2 separate regions of the Mus musculus genome follow, and region 2 is linked to region 1. Evidence: chromatin loops called from intact Hi-C (ENCODE). Cell type or tissue: heart. All regions are shown on one strand.

Region 1 (8,000 bases):
GAGGCTACAATCGCTGGGCACGGCCAGTGCCCAACACTTCCGATGTGGTCATCGTGCGCTTTGGACTATCCATTGCACAGCTCATAGATGTGGTGGGCCTGCCTTTTCATGCTGCACTCCCTTAATCAGCGCCCACCCCACCCCCCCCCGCCCCCAGCCCACACGATCTCTCTCTTGGTCCTCCTTGGATTCAGCTCAGCCCTTCTCCCACCAGCCCTCAAAGCCCACCCTGGACACAGCATGCAGCTACCTTGTTGTGTTGCCATGGTCCCTTTGTTCCCATTCCTTGGAGCCCCCAAGAGCATAGGTTGTCTAAAACACATGTTCAACTCCCCTCCTCTGTGATTGGGTGACCCTGAGGAATCAGAGTACTGGTGACAGGAAGGGTGGCTGGGCTTTGAGTGTCCTATGAGTAGATCCTCAAAGTGCCTCCTATACACTCTGTCTTCTGGGATGGTTCATCAGATACCCCAACTATTTTACTTTCTATCTCTGCTACCCCAGGATGAGAAGAATCAAATGATGACCACCAATGTCTGGCTAAAGCAGGTGAGTCTTCCATAGTAGGAATTGGCAGACTTGTGCAGTCTCCAGACCCTTCTAGGACCCTCATTATCTATCGGCAAGATGCTAAATTCATGGGTCATGATCAGTAGTCACCTAAGAGGTGAGGCAGCTGTGGTACTGCAGGCTGCTCTCTCCGGGGGCTGGCTTTTGTTTGGCCAGTCTCTTACTCAACTGTTCTTTTCACCCACAGCACCAAGGGATGCCTTTCTAGGAACAAGCATCTCATAGTCCCAGGTTTACAAGACAGCTCACTGAATCGGCTCCCTTCATCATAGGACAAGGGGGTACCCAGGTATGCCCAGCTCCAAGGTCCATCTCCTAGGAGTGGCTTAGAGTCTGTGCTACCTGGCAAATGACCCCAGAGCTCACAAGCATAAAGCAATGACCCATTTATCACACATTTGTGGTCTGGTGGTCAGATGGCTTTCTCTGCTTCAAATGGTGACTAAGGTACTTGGCGGCACCTGGCCAGCTGTGGTTAGTGTGTTACTGTCTAAAATGGCTTCCCTTACATCAGCAGTTTTCAATCTCTGGGTCACAGCCTGTTGGCAAACCTCTATCTCCAAAAATATTTACATTATTCTCATAACAGTAGCAAAAGTACAGTTATGAAATAGCAATGACATAGCTTTCTGCTCGGGGGTCATCACAGCACGAGGAACTGTATTAAAGCACTGCAGCATTAGGAAGGTTGAGGGCCACTGCCTTACATGTCTGTCTTTTACATGGATATTTGGAAAGCTCTGGAAGATTCTGAAAGGCTGGGGTCCTCCATGCGCACTCTCAGGTTCCTTCACTAGGGTCTCTTTGGCAGTTGATTTGATGGATTCTCACTTGGTGTCTTCAAGTCTCCCTGAGTGACAAGAGACAGAAAGTAGAAGCTGAAAGCCACTTATGGATCTATAGCAATCTAGCCTCCATCTTACTTCATTCTATAGGCACAGTCAGTAAAGAATCTAGAGTCGGGAAGAGACAAAGATACCATTTCTCCATGGAAGGAGAGTGTGTGTGGAGTTCTGGGATGGGCCACTGTTGGGCAGGCTCATTCTGTCATCCCAGAAAATCCCAAGGCCTTAAAGTGGAGATGACAAAGGGACATGGGAAAGGAAAGCTAACCCCTGCCCTCAGCTTTCTACTCTGGCCCCTTGGGTACCTGACTGGCCCTGACTCAGAGGCCAGCAGGCAGAAACCCACCAAGGCAATGCCATTTCAGAGTCTTTCAAATAGGTTCCTTGCTCACTGTAGGGGTTCTACACACAACCCCCGACTCACTGGGTTCTGGATGCGTGATAGCTACTTGGGTCAGGGGCTGCTCTGAGCCAATTGCTTCTGCTATTGCTTATTCTGGAGTCATTGGAGGGTCTGAGCCTCATCTCTATGGATGAACCAATGGGAACCAGAGTGAGGGGGAAGCTTTAAAAGGTGTGTGCAGTCATGTCATGGGGGGTGGTGTGGTCCTAGATCCTCGATCACCACGATTGTCCTGGTCACTCATGCCAGGGTTGTGGAGGAGGAGAGGAAAGGGCACAGTGGTGGAACCAGGCCTTCTGCAGCTGCCCAGGACTAGCCTGAAATGCTGGAGAAGTTATTAACCCTCTGGAAGCTCCTTTCTCCCCATCTGTGAAGGGGTGGCTCATCTGTCTTAGACCTATGGCCGTCAGATGCCCCCATTTGATGTAAGTGTCCCCAAATATATGAACCTGAAATCCTAAAGGATATACCAGAGAGGGAATAAGAGCTCGGTATTGGGAACTAAAGGGTAAAGCTCCGTTTCATACAGTGCTTGCCTGGGTTTGACTCCCCAACACCGCAGGCACTGGGCATGGGGCTCATGAACTCCATCCAGAGCCTGGGAAGAGGGGCTGAGAAGAAGCAAATGTTTAAGGTCGTTTTTTACCTTTACAGTAAGTTGGAGGCCAGCTTGTGCATGAAACAAACAAATAAACAATAACAAAATCTGGTTTTAAAATGCACTTGGACCTGCTCTGGTGGAACACAGTTGGGACCTAGAGCATCCTCTTCCTGCTGGGACTCCCTGGATCAGGAGGTCTCCAGAGCATAGTTGGAAGGTCATGGGTAACTCTCCTGGCTGTCTCTGGCAAGCCCTGCCTGGAGAAGGAGTGACTGCATAACAGATTCACTAAGTGGGGAGCATCAGAACAAGGGCCAGAGGCACAGCTAGAGGGCCAAGTGTGCTGGCACTGGCTGCCTGGGATTTTCACTACCAGAGTCGGAACAAAATGGGCTGCTTATCAGAAATGGTTTGCCCTATTCCCATAGCAGCCTTTTCCTCGTGCCATAGACTCTGTGGATTCTGTGGGGGCTAGGAGAGGGACACAGGGGTGCTACAGTCCCACAGCTCCTCAGATCACCTAAAGGTCCCGGTGGGGCAGTGCTCTGATGTGACCACTCCCCTGAGCAGGAATGGAATGACTACAAGCTGCGCTGGGACCCGGCTGAGTTTGGCAACATCACCTCCCTCCGCGTCCCCTCAGAGATGATCTGGATCCCAGACATTGTTCTCTACAACAAGTAAGAAGCCAGTTACTAATTAAAGTGCATCTGGGAGGGGAGAGAACTAGGCGAGCAAGAGCTCTTGCTGGGCTAGCAAGAAAATCTGTTTGAATCCTCAGTGGTCACATAAAAGCTGGGAGTGGTACTCTGGCTCGCTCTGTCTGTCTGTCTGTCTGTCTGTCTGTCTGTCTGTTTCTGTGAGTGTGTGTGTGTATGAGAGAGAGAGAGAGAGAGAGAGAGAGAGAGCACTTTAGCACTGGGGATAGGGGAGACAGGTAGATCCTAGAAGTTCACTGACCAGTCAGTTTAGCCAGACAAGCCTTCGATTCTTGAGGACCTGTCTCAAGAAGTAAAGATGGAGCATGGTCAAGGAAAGATACTTGATGGCAGCCTTAGGCCTATACACACTCAAATATGCACAAGCACTACCCACACATGTGCACACACCACACACATACACACATTTATTCACACATGTGTGCCAGCACACACTCTCTCTCTAATACATACATACATACATACACACATACACAAACATGCATGCATATATATACACAGACACATACTCATGTGCACTGGCATCTCTCTCTCTCTCTCTCTCTCCCTCTCTCACACACACACACACACACACACACACACACACACACACACTTTCTCATAAAAGAAACTAAAACTTATTCTTTCCTTTTTGGCTTGGGTAAGGTTTCACAGAGAAATCCAGACGTTAATACTTAAATGATGGCAGTGTCTCTTGCTAACATTTTCTAAAGCAGGTCTCTGGGGGACACTGCTACCTTCTTGAGATATGAATAGGCATGGAAGGTTCTTGGTGGTGGTGTGTGTGGGGGGGGGGGGGTTGGCATGTGACATAATTTTGGATAGCATAGTCACCCCCTGGTGGTCTAAGCCTTAAACACCTGTTGTTTGCTTCTGCAGGAGTCATATGCCCCGAGTTCCCCAGGCCCCATCTCTGTGCCCTGAGGTGGCACCTAGGATCCTTCCAGTTTCTGGTTCTCTCTGACAGATCAGGAACAAAGTCCCAGCAGCAGATTTATCTGAGTTTTTAAATTGTCAATAAGACAGCTGGTTGCTAATACCTGATTGCATCAAGTTCTTCTGGTAGGACAAAGGCTAGTCAGAACAGCTGCATTTAAGGGGTGTGTGAACGACACCCTCCTGCAGGTTAATAGGCAAAGGGTCAGTGAAGTCACATGGCCTCTTCCCCCGAATGGGGGCCTGCTGCCATCTAGTGGTAGTTATGTGAAATGACCGAAATTATCACTACCGGTTTGGGTTGAATGTAGGAATTGGGGGTGGAGTTTAAAGACTATTTCTACCCAGGGAAACCCAGAGTCCTATGGAGTCCTGCCTGCCGATTTCTTCCTTGTTCTTGTGAGGCTTCCTGTTTTTATGCTCTTGTCTCACCTCCCAGGTCAAGAACTAATTAAGCTTTCACAGTAATCCTGTTGAGCCCAGCCAGAAGTCCCTCCTGATCTCAGAAGCATTCCAAATGCCCAGTTGCATGGTGATGTCATGTGACTATATTTCATTTCCATGTGGTTCCCCAAGGGCAGGAACCACATCTCACATCCCTCAGGTACAGGCCCTGGTAGATGAAACTGGCCCCAAATACTGTGCTAAATGCACAGAGTACAGGGAGTTTCCTCACCAGCCAAAATGTTAGTCTCGTCTGGAAAGGAACGAAAAAGATCTGGGTACAAGATCTAGGATCCTCCTCCTCTGGAACTGAGTTCCCATTTAATCGTGAGGGAGATCAAAACACTCAAAAACCTTTACTCTAGTCAGGTATGGTGGAGAATACCTGTTATTCCAGAACTCAAGATACTGAGGCAGGAGGATCACAAGTTTAAATCCAGCCAGCAAGTTGGGGGCCAGCTGGGGCCACATAGTAAGATCCCTGTCTCATAAAACAACCACAAAAACTTCAACATACTAAATGGATAATAACAGGATCAGACTATAAATGTCCCATGATTTGAAATATGAAAAATTAAGGAATAGTCTTTATGACAGTCAGATATATAATTATGACATCAAAATGGCAATCGTGGTTTTTTTTTTTTTTAGTTTATTTAAATTTTTTACTTCTGCAATTAAAACACTGGTATTTGAAAAGGCAACTCAGATACGTCTGTCTGTAGGAGAGATTTATCTTGCCCTTGCTTGGATGACTCTACTTAGCCAGTCAATAGTGAGTTTGTTTACTCAGTTGCCCTGCTTCACGGAAGAGGCAGATATGCAGGATCCCAGCTTGTCTCCTCTTCCCAGTGCAGACGGGGAGTTTGCGGTGACCCACATGACCAAGGCCCACCTCTTCTTCACGGGCACTGTGCACTGGGTGCCCCCAGCCATCTACAAGAGCTCCTGCAGCATCGACGTGACTTTCTTCCCCTTCGACCAGCAGAACTGCAAGATGAAGTTTGGCTCCTGGACATACGACAAGGCCAAGATCGACCTGGAGCAGATGGAGCGGACGGTGGACCTGAAGGACTACTGGGAGAGCGGCGAGTGGGCCATTATCAACGCCACCGGAACCTATAACAGCAAGAAGTACGACTGCTGCGCGGAGATCTACCCCGACGTCACCTACTACTTCGTTATCCGCCGGCTGCCGCTGTTCTACACCATCAACCTCATTATCCCGTGCCTGCTCATCTCCTGCCTCACCGTGCTCGTGTTCTACTTGCCCTCTGAGTGTGGAGAGAAGATCACGCTGTGCATCTCGGTGCTGCTCTCCCTCACTGTCTTCCTGCTGCTCATCACAGAAATTATCCCATCCACCTCACTGGTCATCCCACTCATCGGCGAGTACCTGCTCTTCACCATGATCTTCGTCACCCTCTCTATTGTGATCACAGTCTTCGTGCTCAATGTCCACCACCGTTCCCCTAGCACGCACAACATGCCCAACTGGGTGAGGGTGGCCCTGCTAGGCCGGGTGCCCCGGTGGCTGATGATGAATCGGCCCCTGCCGCCCATGGAGCTCCATGGCTCTCCAGGTCTGAAGCTCAGCCCCACTTATCATTGGCTGGAGACCAACATGGATGCTGAAGAAAGGGAGGAGACAGAGGAAGAGGAGGAGGAGGAAGAAGATGAAAACATATGTATGTGTGCAGGCCTCCCAGACTCTTCCATGGGTGTCCTCTATGGCCATGGCAGCCTGCATCTGAGGGCCATGGGGCCTGAGGCCAAGACTCCATCCCAGGCTAGTGAGATCCTGCTGTCACCTCAAATACAGAAAGCACTAGAAGGTGTACACTACATTGCTGACCACCTGAGGTCTGAGGATGCTGACTCTTCGGTGAGTTGGGATGAGGAAAGCCCCTCCCCACCCCGTGGGTGACTCTGCCAGCTTAGCAGGGAAAAATCCAAGCCCAGGGCATGCCCTTGGGCAACCCTTTCCCTTCTTCTTGTAAGGACCAGTCACCCTCAGTCATGTCCAAAGAGTCTGGACTTGATCATGAAAGGGAAACACTAGCTAGAAGTCCTCTGGTTACTTCCTGGCCGATGGCAGAATACCACAGGGTCCATCCCCCTCTCTTCAACCTAAGTGGGGGAGAGTGAGGAAATTGGGGAGCTCAGATGCTGGTCTCCATCTGCTTTGTCTTTGTCTGGGCAGTCCCTCTATGAGAGGGGCGGGGTGGGGCGGGGCAGGGCAGGGAGATAGACTGCTCTGAGAAGGTACAGAAACCAAATACAAACGCATCCACTCAGTGCATGGCTGGCCGCTGCACTACCCTGTGGTAGAGGGTCTCCTCCATCTGGGCTCTGGGCAGTCTGTGACGTTCCCTAGTCACTCTCAAACCCTGCAGATTCTCAGCTGAACCAGGGTAGGCTCCCCTCCCCCAGGGCTGCATATAGTAAGTACTTAGTGTTCAGAACCTGGCTGTCCCCTTACCAACCAAAGGAGGAGTGAAAGGTTACTATGGGACAATCTTATTGAGTAGATAAGAACATTGATCATTAATTTGGAAATTTCTAAGAATGTAGATCCTCTGGCTTGGCCTGTGAGCTGAAGAGCTACAAAGCTCCAGCTCTTCCACACTGGCTTGCCCTGGGCTACAACCTGCCTCTTTCTGTCCCCTTCAGGTGTGTGGGGAAGTAGCATGGGACAGCACATTATTGGGGACTACTATGAGCTACATTTAAAATTTCCTGATTTTGATGGCCTGTGCCTAGTGTCTCCTCATGTCCCTCTGGACTCCTGAGCCTAGCAGTATGTGGAAATGGGAAAAGATAAAATGGGATTCCCAGGGATGTATCAGCCCTGAGCTAAGCCTGTTTCTCTCTCCACCCATCTCTATGTGTGGGATAACCTTGGCTTTGCAAGCCTTCGGTGGCCTGGTGACTACTGCCTCCATGAGGCTGGATGTGGGAGGGACATCTTCTCAAAGCCTGGCTCTTGTCACTGTAAGCCCAATTCTAACTCCAGGTGAAGGAAGATTGGAAGTATGTGGCCATGGTGGTAGACCGGATCTTCCTCTGGCTGTTCATTATCGTCTGCTTCCTGGGGACCATCGGGCTCTTCCTCCCTCCGTTCCTGGCTGGAATGATCTGACTTGATGTCCCTCATGTTGGCTCCAAGGTGGCCTGGACAACCATCTTCTGCTCTTCTGTGACTGGAGCCATCTCTAGAATATTCTTTTGACTTAATGCCACCTGCCTGCGATGTTTCTACGAGGCCCCTGATCTAGCCTGGACTTCATATCCTCCTTGTCAACAGTTCATGGTGCCATTGCGGTGACAAGCACTGAGACCACTCAACATGACAACTATTTAGGGATGCTGAGGAACTAGAAGAGGTGAAGGCTGCTCTGTAGGTGATGACAACATGGTGGTGATATGGGGGGAGAGCAAGATAGTTCTGAAAGAGCATATAGGAGTTGTCTATGGCAAAA
Region 2 (8,000 bases), 160 kb before region 1:
CTCAGGGAGCAAGAGTAAGTCCAGGAACATGGGGTAGTCAGCATAGGTGCTCCCCAGAGCACCGTCAGCAGCATTGTGACAGGTCACCAAGACTGGTCATGTCTACCGCCCAAAGAAGACTCAGCCACGCTGCTCTGACACAGTTTAGCACAGCTAAGCCATTGTATCCCAAAGCACGAAGGGGGCAGCACCTTGGTTTCCGTGTCCGGGGAACTGTAAGAGCTGATCTGTAGCCCTCCCTGGAAGAGTTCCTCTGCTTCAGATTGTGGCTGCTGCAGCTGGTTCCCAGGGGCGTGTCCGTCCCCTTTACCCTCCCTTTCATGCTTCTGCCTTCTGCTTCTTTCTTCTCTGGGCAGACTGTTCAACCAACAATCCTGCCCAGGCTAACCTGCGCCAGGAGCTGAACGACTCGCTCCAGGTGGCCGAGAGGCTGACAGAGCAGTACAAGGAGCTGCTGCAGTCCTTCCAGTCGAAGATGCTCAACACCTCATCCCTGCTGGAGCAGCTGAACGACCAGTTCAACTGGGTGTCCCAGCTGGCTAACCTCACACAGGGCGAAGACAAGTACTACCTTCGGGTCTCCACCGTGAGTTGTATCCCAGTCATTTGATGAGGCTGAGACCCGGGTGTGATCCAGAGGTGATGTGTGTCTCTTAGAGATGTGGTGGGACAAAGGTCCCACCTAGGATTTACACCAGCAGGGACTAGGAAAACCGTATGCACGTTGTAGCATTGAAATGCCTTTGCCCCGTCAAATATCCAAGTCTCATTGTCAAGATGAGGAAAGAGAGAGGTTCTGTGGTTTGCTAAGAACAGACAGTTTTGGGCAACTTCCCTGGGTCAGCCTGTCAGCCTGGCTGTAAAGCTGCTTCCTGCCCAGGGCCACTCTGAGTGCCACATGAATTGGTTCACTGTTAGCCAGTGAGAACTCGGTTTCCTTTAGTTTGTGGACCCCACCCCTACCCCCTTTGACCACAGACTGGCTAACATTTGTACAAAGCAAATGTTGGGGCCAGGTGTTGTGGTGCGTGCCTGTAAGCCAGCACTGAAGAAACTGAGGCAGGAGAGTAGAGAGCTTGAGCCTGGGCTGGACTATATAGTGACAGCCTCTCTCAAACAAAGCAAAACAAGAGAACACAACAAGAAGAAAACATTCAAAAATCATTTCAAGTTTCTGGAGTGCCTACTTGGCTAGTCATTTTTAAGTAACATTAAAGGCGTGGTGGCGCACGCCTTTAATCCCAGCACTCGGGAGGCAGAGGCAGGTGGATTTCTGAGTTCGAGGCCAGCCTGGTCTACAGAGTGAGTTCCAGGATAGCCAGGGCTATACAGAGAAACCCTGTCTCGAAAAAACAAACAAAGAAGCAAGCAAGCAAACAAACACACAAACAAAAAAACCGAGATAGTTTTGCTCGGAATTCTCTAGGCATCCAGAAATGACAGATAACCCGCAGATCCATATCTGGCTGAAGGGGGCAAAGGGCAGTTCCATATCCTTTGACAGAGAAGGGTGCACTCTGCAGCCATCCCGTAGAGACACTTCTCCTGCCTTCCTCTAGGTGACCACCCATTCCTCTGACTCAGAGGTCCCCTCCCGTGTCACTGAGGTGGTGGTGAAGCTGTTTGACTCTGACCCCATCACAGTGGTGTTACCAGAAGAAGTCTCTAAGGATAACCCTAAGTTTATGGACACAGTGGCGGAGAAGGCGCTACAGGAATACCGCAGGAAAAGCCGGTAAGCGGGCAGCCTTTCTGTGACCCCAGGGACTGGTAAACAAGACCCTGGAGGCCTGGAAAGTCCTCAGGAGTCCAGACAAGGAACAGACTATGCATTCTGGGCACGTGGCCTATCCCTGAGGCCAGAGCCCACGGGGAAGCTAGGAAAACCCCGGGGATTTTACTTTCTTTGCTCTGGGAAATGTTTTTCCTTGATGGTTAAGGATGTGGGTGTTGGCGGCTGCTTCTTGGGGGATACTGATTCTCTTATCCACTCTCCTCTTTTTTTTTTTCAAGTGCGGAATGAGATAGAAGCATCACCTTCCTATATGTAGGAGTGTCTGGGAGGGAATCTCCCAGCTCCCCGAGGTGGCTGCAGACCCCTAGAGAACTCCACATGTCTCCAGGCGAGTAGGCCTCACCCAAGCAGCCTGCCCTTCCTCTGGATTCTGTACACTAATGCCTGCACTTGCTGCTCTCGGGAAGAACTGATTCCCCCACGCAACTAATCCAATAAAAGCCGCCTTGCGATACGTGTCCCTTGGGTCTGTTTTTTATTTAATCCTCCTGCAGGCTGCACATCTTGGTTTGGTATGGAGGGGAAACAAGGATAATAGCCGGGTCAGTTGCTAAAGCACTTGCCACACGAACATGAGTTTGGAAAAGTCAGGCATGGTGGCACCCTCTTGTAATTTAACCTCGGCGCTATCAGAACAGAGGAAAGAGGAACTTGCTGGTGTTCGGTGAGCCTCAGGTTCCAGTGAGAGATCTTGTCTCAGAACACATGGGTAGAAAGAGACCAAAGAGCGACACGAGGTCATGCATATAAAAATGAACAGCTGAGACTATATAGGGGTCTCCATACACTGTAGAGTACTCATGACAATTGGGGCACCTTCAGCTTTGAGAGAGGTATGTTCCAATGAGCCACGGAGGTGAATTCCTGAAGTCAGAGACTTTCCCTTCCCGTTACAACACTGTCTGTGAGTTCTGACAAGGTGGAGCGGTCTCCCAGAGGAGGCACTGACATCGAGGCAAAGGAGGCTGCTAGTGGGACAAGTGGGTGTTTTACTGTGTAACTGACAATTCCCTGAGGAAACTGATCAGCAGGAAGCCACATGAAGATTTTATTTGTAAGAACTCGGAAACCTGGGGCACCTTCTGAATCATGGCATCTCACATCACCGTCCTTCCATACAGTCTATACCCCTTTATTGGTTGTTTATCTCTCTGCTTTCATGGTTTTTAGTTCACTGCTTTTTAGTTCACTGCTCACCCTGAACTGTTAAGTTAGCTGCAGTACCAGGTGCTGCCAGCAGGTGACGCTGTCCAGCCATAGTCTACATCCCTATGGCGCACATCTAGTGTGTTATCTGCAGAAGTTGAGAGAAGCCATAGTGAATGACAGAGGGCATTTAGTTATTAGTTCTGAAGCTAGTAAATATCAGATGAAGAAACCCAAGGAATTCACTGTGGCCTTATAGCTACCAAGGCTTCTAGCGCAGTGTCCTCTCCAGACCTAGTCTTTCCTGGTGTTTTCTAGAGGAGCTTGGTCAATTGAGTATGCACAAGGAAAATGAAGAGACAGTGTAGGACCAGTGAGCATGGAGCCAGTCTGCGAGATAACAAATGTTGTTACACTGTGACGAGAAAGCTCACGAGGTTCAGAACGAGCTGTTTGCCTCTGGGCTGTTTCCAGTTTCACCTCTGATGCTAATATCCCTATTGTGGTGTGCCACACTGACTACGCCATTACTCCATGACGGCCAGGCAGCATCAGTGTTTGCACAGTTCTTGCCCAGGCTCAGTGACTTGCAGTCCAGCAGAAGCTCTGTCTGTCTCTGAGCCAAGTGGAAGCAGAGGAGGACTCGTCTAGGCTTGGAATGGAGTTGCTGTGGATTGGGACACCCTGATCTGAACTGCCCTCGCTTGTACAGGCACTCAAGAGAACAAAGATGGTTGTTAGTTGGTACCAGGCACCTCTGTGACTCCACCTTTATCTTTCTGGGTATCCTAGGGCAAATCACAGGTCGGGGGTGAAGGAAGGACCACTTTTCCCAGCTCACGTTCACAAGGTTCACAATCTTTGTGGATGATGTCGTATGTGTAAGGCCACAGCAAACAACAGGCACTAAAGATAGAAGGAGTTAGTTCTTTGAAACTTGAAGGCCTTCAACATAACTTGCTACTGCCTTTCTCTGGCTATGTAATATCTATAAACATATCTATAAACATATGTCAAGAACACGAAAACAACAACCACATGGGTGACTCCTTTTTGGAATTTTCTGGAAATGTCTGGGCTTTTCTTAGTCTTTGAAAGGCCCTGTCTCATAGAGAAGACATCAAGGCAAAGCTGACATCATCAGGTTTTAGTGACCTCTGTTCCCCATTGCGTGGTCACGTTACACCTCTTTGTGGATTCCCATTCTAAGACCCCCTTGGCTTATGTGATTAGGCTCTTTGGAATTATATTTCTGGCTCCCAATCTCCCATTCTTATGATAGAATCTGTCTTAGGCAAAACCACAGGCAGGGAGCTTACAAGGACCAGAGGACCTCACTTGTAAATCTGAAGCCAGCCATGGTATGTGGAGCTCAGTGTTTGCTCTCTTCTCTGAGACATTCATGGTCAGGTTTTCGTTTTTTGTTTGTTTGTTTGAGCCATGGCAGGCACACACATTAGGTTTAGATTTTCTCCTGTGTACAGCTTGTCTCCCTCCTGGAGACAGCTTGAGACTCAGTCCAGAGATCTGCAAGAGGCTACCATAGAGGCTACCATGGGATGCCTAGAGAGATCCCGTCCCCTGAGCTCTGTGTTCTTTCCCTCTGTTAGTGAATTTCAGTGACTTTCGCCAGTCACCTCTACCCATCTGCCTTCCTGGCAGATCACATACAATGTCGTAGTGAAGCCTCTCAGGTGACAGTTTATCCATTCTCTAGTTTTGCTTACTTCCTATTGCTGGGACAAAAAGACCCCAATAAAAGCAACTGATGAGAGAAAGTGCTTATTCTGGCTGGTAGTACAGACACAACCCAGAGGGCTTCATCTCCTGATAGTTCTATAACCTCTCTCAAACATCTCCACCACTTGGAGATCAAATGGTCAGGCATGTGAGCCTGTGGGGACATGCACATTTGGGCCACCACACAGGTGGCCTGGTCAACTTGTCTAAGTTTGTCCTATCTAGAGCCAGAGACTCCGGGGCACAAGGACCATTTGTCATCAGCCTCTAAGTGTCTCCTGTATTCCGGTTTGGCAAGAACCTCAGAGTGATGAGCAGGTGACTGCATCCCACTGGAGCCTCAGAGCTCACCTGGCCCCTCCTTTTCTCGTCTGCATACCTGAGGAGTATGGGGAGCAGTGGGCATCTGGAGAGAAGTGGAGTTGGTCGCCTCTCACCCAGATTCAGCCTGGAGGACTGATGCTGTACCTCCCACCCCGCCCCATCCAAGGCACAGCACACACTGGCATCCATCTGTTAACTCGATTTTCAATCCTTGCATGTTCTGATGATCACTGTCCACTTTCTTAGAGTCCAGGCTTGGCAGACAGAGACACACCTCAATACCCATGAGTTTCCACAGCCAGAGAGGAAGCTAGTGTTTGCCACCAGGGGACAGAAGAGCTGGCTCCGCAGGCTTTGGCTTCAGCTGACTGGGAAGCTGCTGACAAGATGGAGCTCAGCCAATTCGGGAACATGGGACAGAACTAACAGGAGAGAAATCGGGGGGGGGGGCTCAGCACACATCACTCAGGGTCACAAGGGTGGCACATGAGAGTCGGCAGGATGGGTGCCATACTCCTCAGGTATGCAGACGAGAAAAAGAGGGGCCAGGTGAGCTCTGAGGCTCCTGTAGGATGCAGTCACCTGCTCAGTTGTCAGTTGTTCAGTTGTCAAGACACCAGCTCAGAGAGAGAATGAATCACACCCATTGGAACTCCTAAGGATGCACAGGTGCCCTAGCCATTAGAATGTGTGTTTCCACAACACTGGGCTAGCCAAGCAATCTAGGAATTGAAGAATGAAGGCACACGGGGGTTTCAGATCTGTCATTGGACCAAGTCCCTGCCTGCCTGCCTGTCTGTCTGCAATAGAATGCTCAGTTCATGGACTTTAAGCATGGAGATGTAAACTATCTAAAGTATACACTGTGGAAGGAGCCCCTGTCTCCAGCAGTAGCAGATGCTCTTCCTGGCCTACTGCTGGGGTAAAAATACCATCTTTAGGATGAGCCGGTACGAGTAAAGTTGGAGTTCAGTAAATACAGAAGGGAAGTCTGGGACTTGTTAAGGGGAGCAGGGCGGGCAGGAAGGGGATTGCAACACTTGGGATGTAAATAAATAAAAATCCATTAAAAAGAAGACAATCCATGCTTGTTTAAGCATGGGCATGGAGAGACACACAGCCAAGGAAAGGACAGAAGGACATTTGAGGAAATGAGGGCTTTTCAAGAGTGGAGTCATGGGGATTCTGGATAGTCCCCTTAATGAGCAAACTTAATGGGATGGGGGTTATTTGTGAGTTAAAACCGGGTGGGAGGTAACAAGTGTGGATTTCCCCAGAACAGGGTTCACCTCTTGTTGTCCTTCTACGGGGCTTTCCAGATGTGTCGTGGCATCAGAGGAATAATGGGAAAAGCAGTCTTACAAGCCCAGTGGTGGATGGGGCCATTACAGAGAAGCCAAGGATGTCAGTAGGCATATGTAGTCAGCCATGTTGGTCCCAGCGGGGCTTGGGTGGCCGTGTTCTTCACAGCATCCTGATAGCAGACAGCTCTGGGCTTTACCTTCTCTTTAAGCAACAAGTAGTCGGCCTTTCTCCACATGCCTATGCAGCCTGTCTCAAACTCCCCTACCTTTGGTTGAAGAGCTTAAAGACATCGCCTTTTGTAGCTTGCTTTGAGATATTGATAAGTCTCTTTACTTCTCTGAGCTTCGGTTTCTTCTTTTGTGGAAGGGCAGGGGTGGGTTGATTTGGAAACTGGAGATTTCCAATACCTTGGGGTTTAGTTTGCTATTATTTTCCTCCACCCAAGACACTCAGAGCCTAGAAGAGAGAGCTAGGAGCTTCAGTAGCTGTAAGCCTTCTTCTGATCCTGTGCTGGGAATCAAACACGGGTCCTCTACAAGAGCCAGGCATGGTCTTACGCTCTGAGCCCTCTCCAGGCCCACATTTACTCTTGTTAGCAGCACCAATCCATTTCAGAGTGGCCCAAAGAAAAGCAACCAATGAATACATCTATAACGAGAGATTCATGTTGGGCTCAGGTACCTATGATTTCATAGGCCCCAGTCTGCCAGGCAGCCCAAAGGCTGCAGACTCTGGCTGGAGTTAGTGTGGACTCTTGCGGCCCCAAAGCTTCTCCCAGTGGGCATGTTCAAACTTTTGGCTTGTCAACGTGGCATTCACACACATGAGAAATAGGCAATCAAGTTATAAGACTAATTTCAAAACTCATCATATTTTAAGTAAGCTTCTGCCCTTAAATATTTGTTATTGTTGATACTAATGTGTCATTGTGGCTTCATTTGCACTTTTCTAATGATCAGTGCAATGATACTGATCACGGATGCACTGATCATTCCCTAGGGTATAATGATATTGAACATGTTTTTCTGTGTCCGTGGGCCTTGTGTACCTGCTGTAGAGAAATATCTATCCAAGTCCTTTGCCCCTTTGCTGATCTGGCAATTCTGTTGGTAAGAACATTTTGCATTTTAACTCTCTACGAGATAAAGAATTAAAATATGAATTCCTCAAGGGCAAAAAGATATCTTTCAGAGTCTTTTAATTCTGACAAAGTACCTGGAACATATTGGCTCTCCAAGGAACATTCCAGAAAGGCCACAAATAAACTGAAATCATCTCTGTGAAGAGAAAGATGAAACCAAGACCCAGGGAAACCCAGGGACACGGCGAGATCCCAGCCCAAAGAATTGTCTCTGAGGTGAAGGGAGAAAACACAGGGATCTAACAGGAACTGGTTAAGAAGACGAGGCAAATTCCACTCTAAACACCACCCGAAAGAGACACTGTGAGGGCCAGGCCATGGCAGTCAGAAGGCCACGTGGACCCATCTGGAAGATGGCTTGCTCAGGACCAACAGACAGACTCTGGGCATCTGAAAGGCCTTTAAGGATAAAAGTAAGCAGAGCATGCCTCATGCTACCTCTGTTGCCAAGAGATCCCTTCTGAAGAGGGAGGGAAAACTGCAGGCCCCAGGGATCTCTCTATACTTGGTGGACCAGTAGAACCTAGAAGGACCAAATCCTTAGCCTGG

Evidence for each region. Hi-C counts contacts between places; a loop is a spot of excess contacts. Peaks named below come from ENCODE experiments on the same cell type or tissue, not always from the same donor. Only the 100,000 strongest peaks of a DNase experiment are listed, where the experiment ranks them.
Region 2: a loop joins it to region 1, with 8 times the contacts of the local background. A loop is called at or near these places in 37 of 42 quality-filtered maps.

Annotation. Positions count from the first base shown.
Region 1 is chr14:66,143,417-66,151,416 of GRCm38, forward strand. Chrna2 (cholinergic receptor, nicotinic, alpha polypeptide 2 (neuronal)) reads left to right here. Exons shown (of 7, transcript NM_144803.2): 3 at 1-92; 4 at 505-549; 5 at 2,990-3,099; 6 at 5,371-6,403; 7 at 7,535-8,000. The coding sequence ends at 7,660. Among named protein-coding and RNA genes, the nearest start is that of Chrna2, 6.5 kb to the left of the region's middle. In heart, CTCF peaks have their summits at 4,322 (motif pointing left) and 7,454; DNase peaks (open chromatin) are centred at 2,675 and 4,295; H3K27ac peaks cover 250 bases; H3K27me3 peaks cover 840 bases.
Region 2 is chr14:65,979,295-65,987,294 of GRCm38, forward strand. Clu (clusterin) reads left to right here. Exons shown (of 9, transcript NM_013492.3): 7 at 357-586; 8 at 1,560-1,735; 9 at 2,014-2,254. The coding sequence ends at 2,023. Gulo (gulonolactone (L-) oxidase) reads right to left here. Exons shown (of 12, transcript NM_178747.3): 12 at 7,493-8,000. Among named protein-coding and RNA genes, the nearest start is that of Clu, 15 kb to the left of the region's middle. In heart, a CTCF peak has its summit at 3,032 (motif pointing right); no DNase peak of the experiment used is centred here.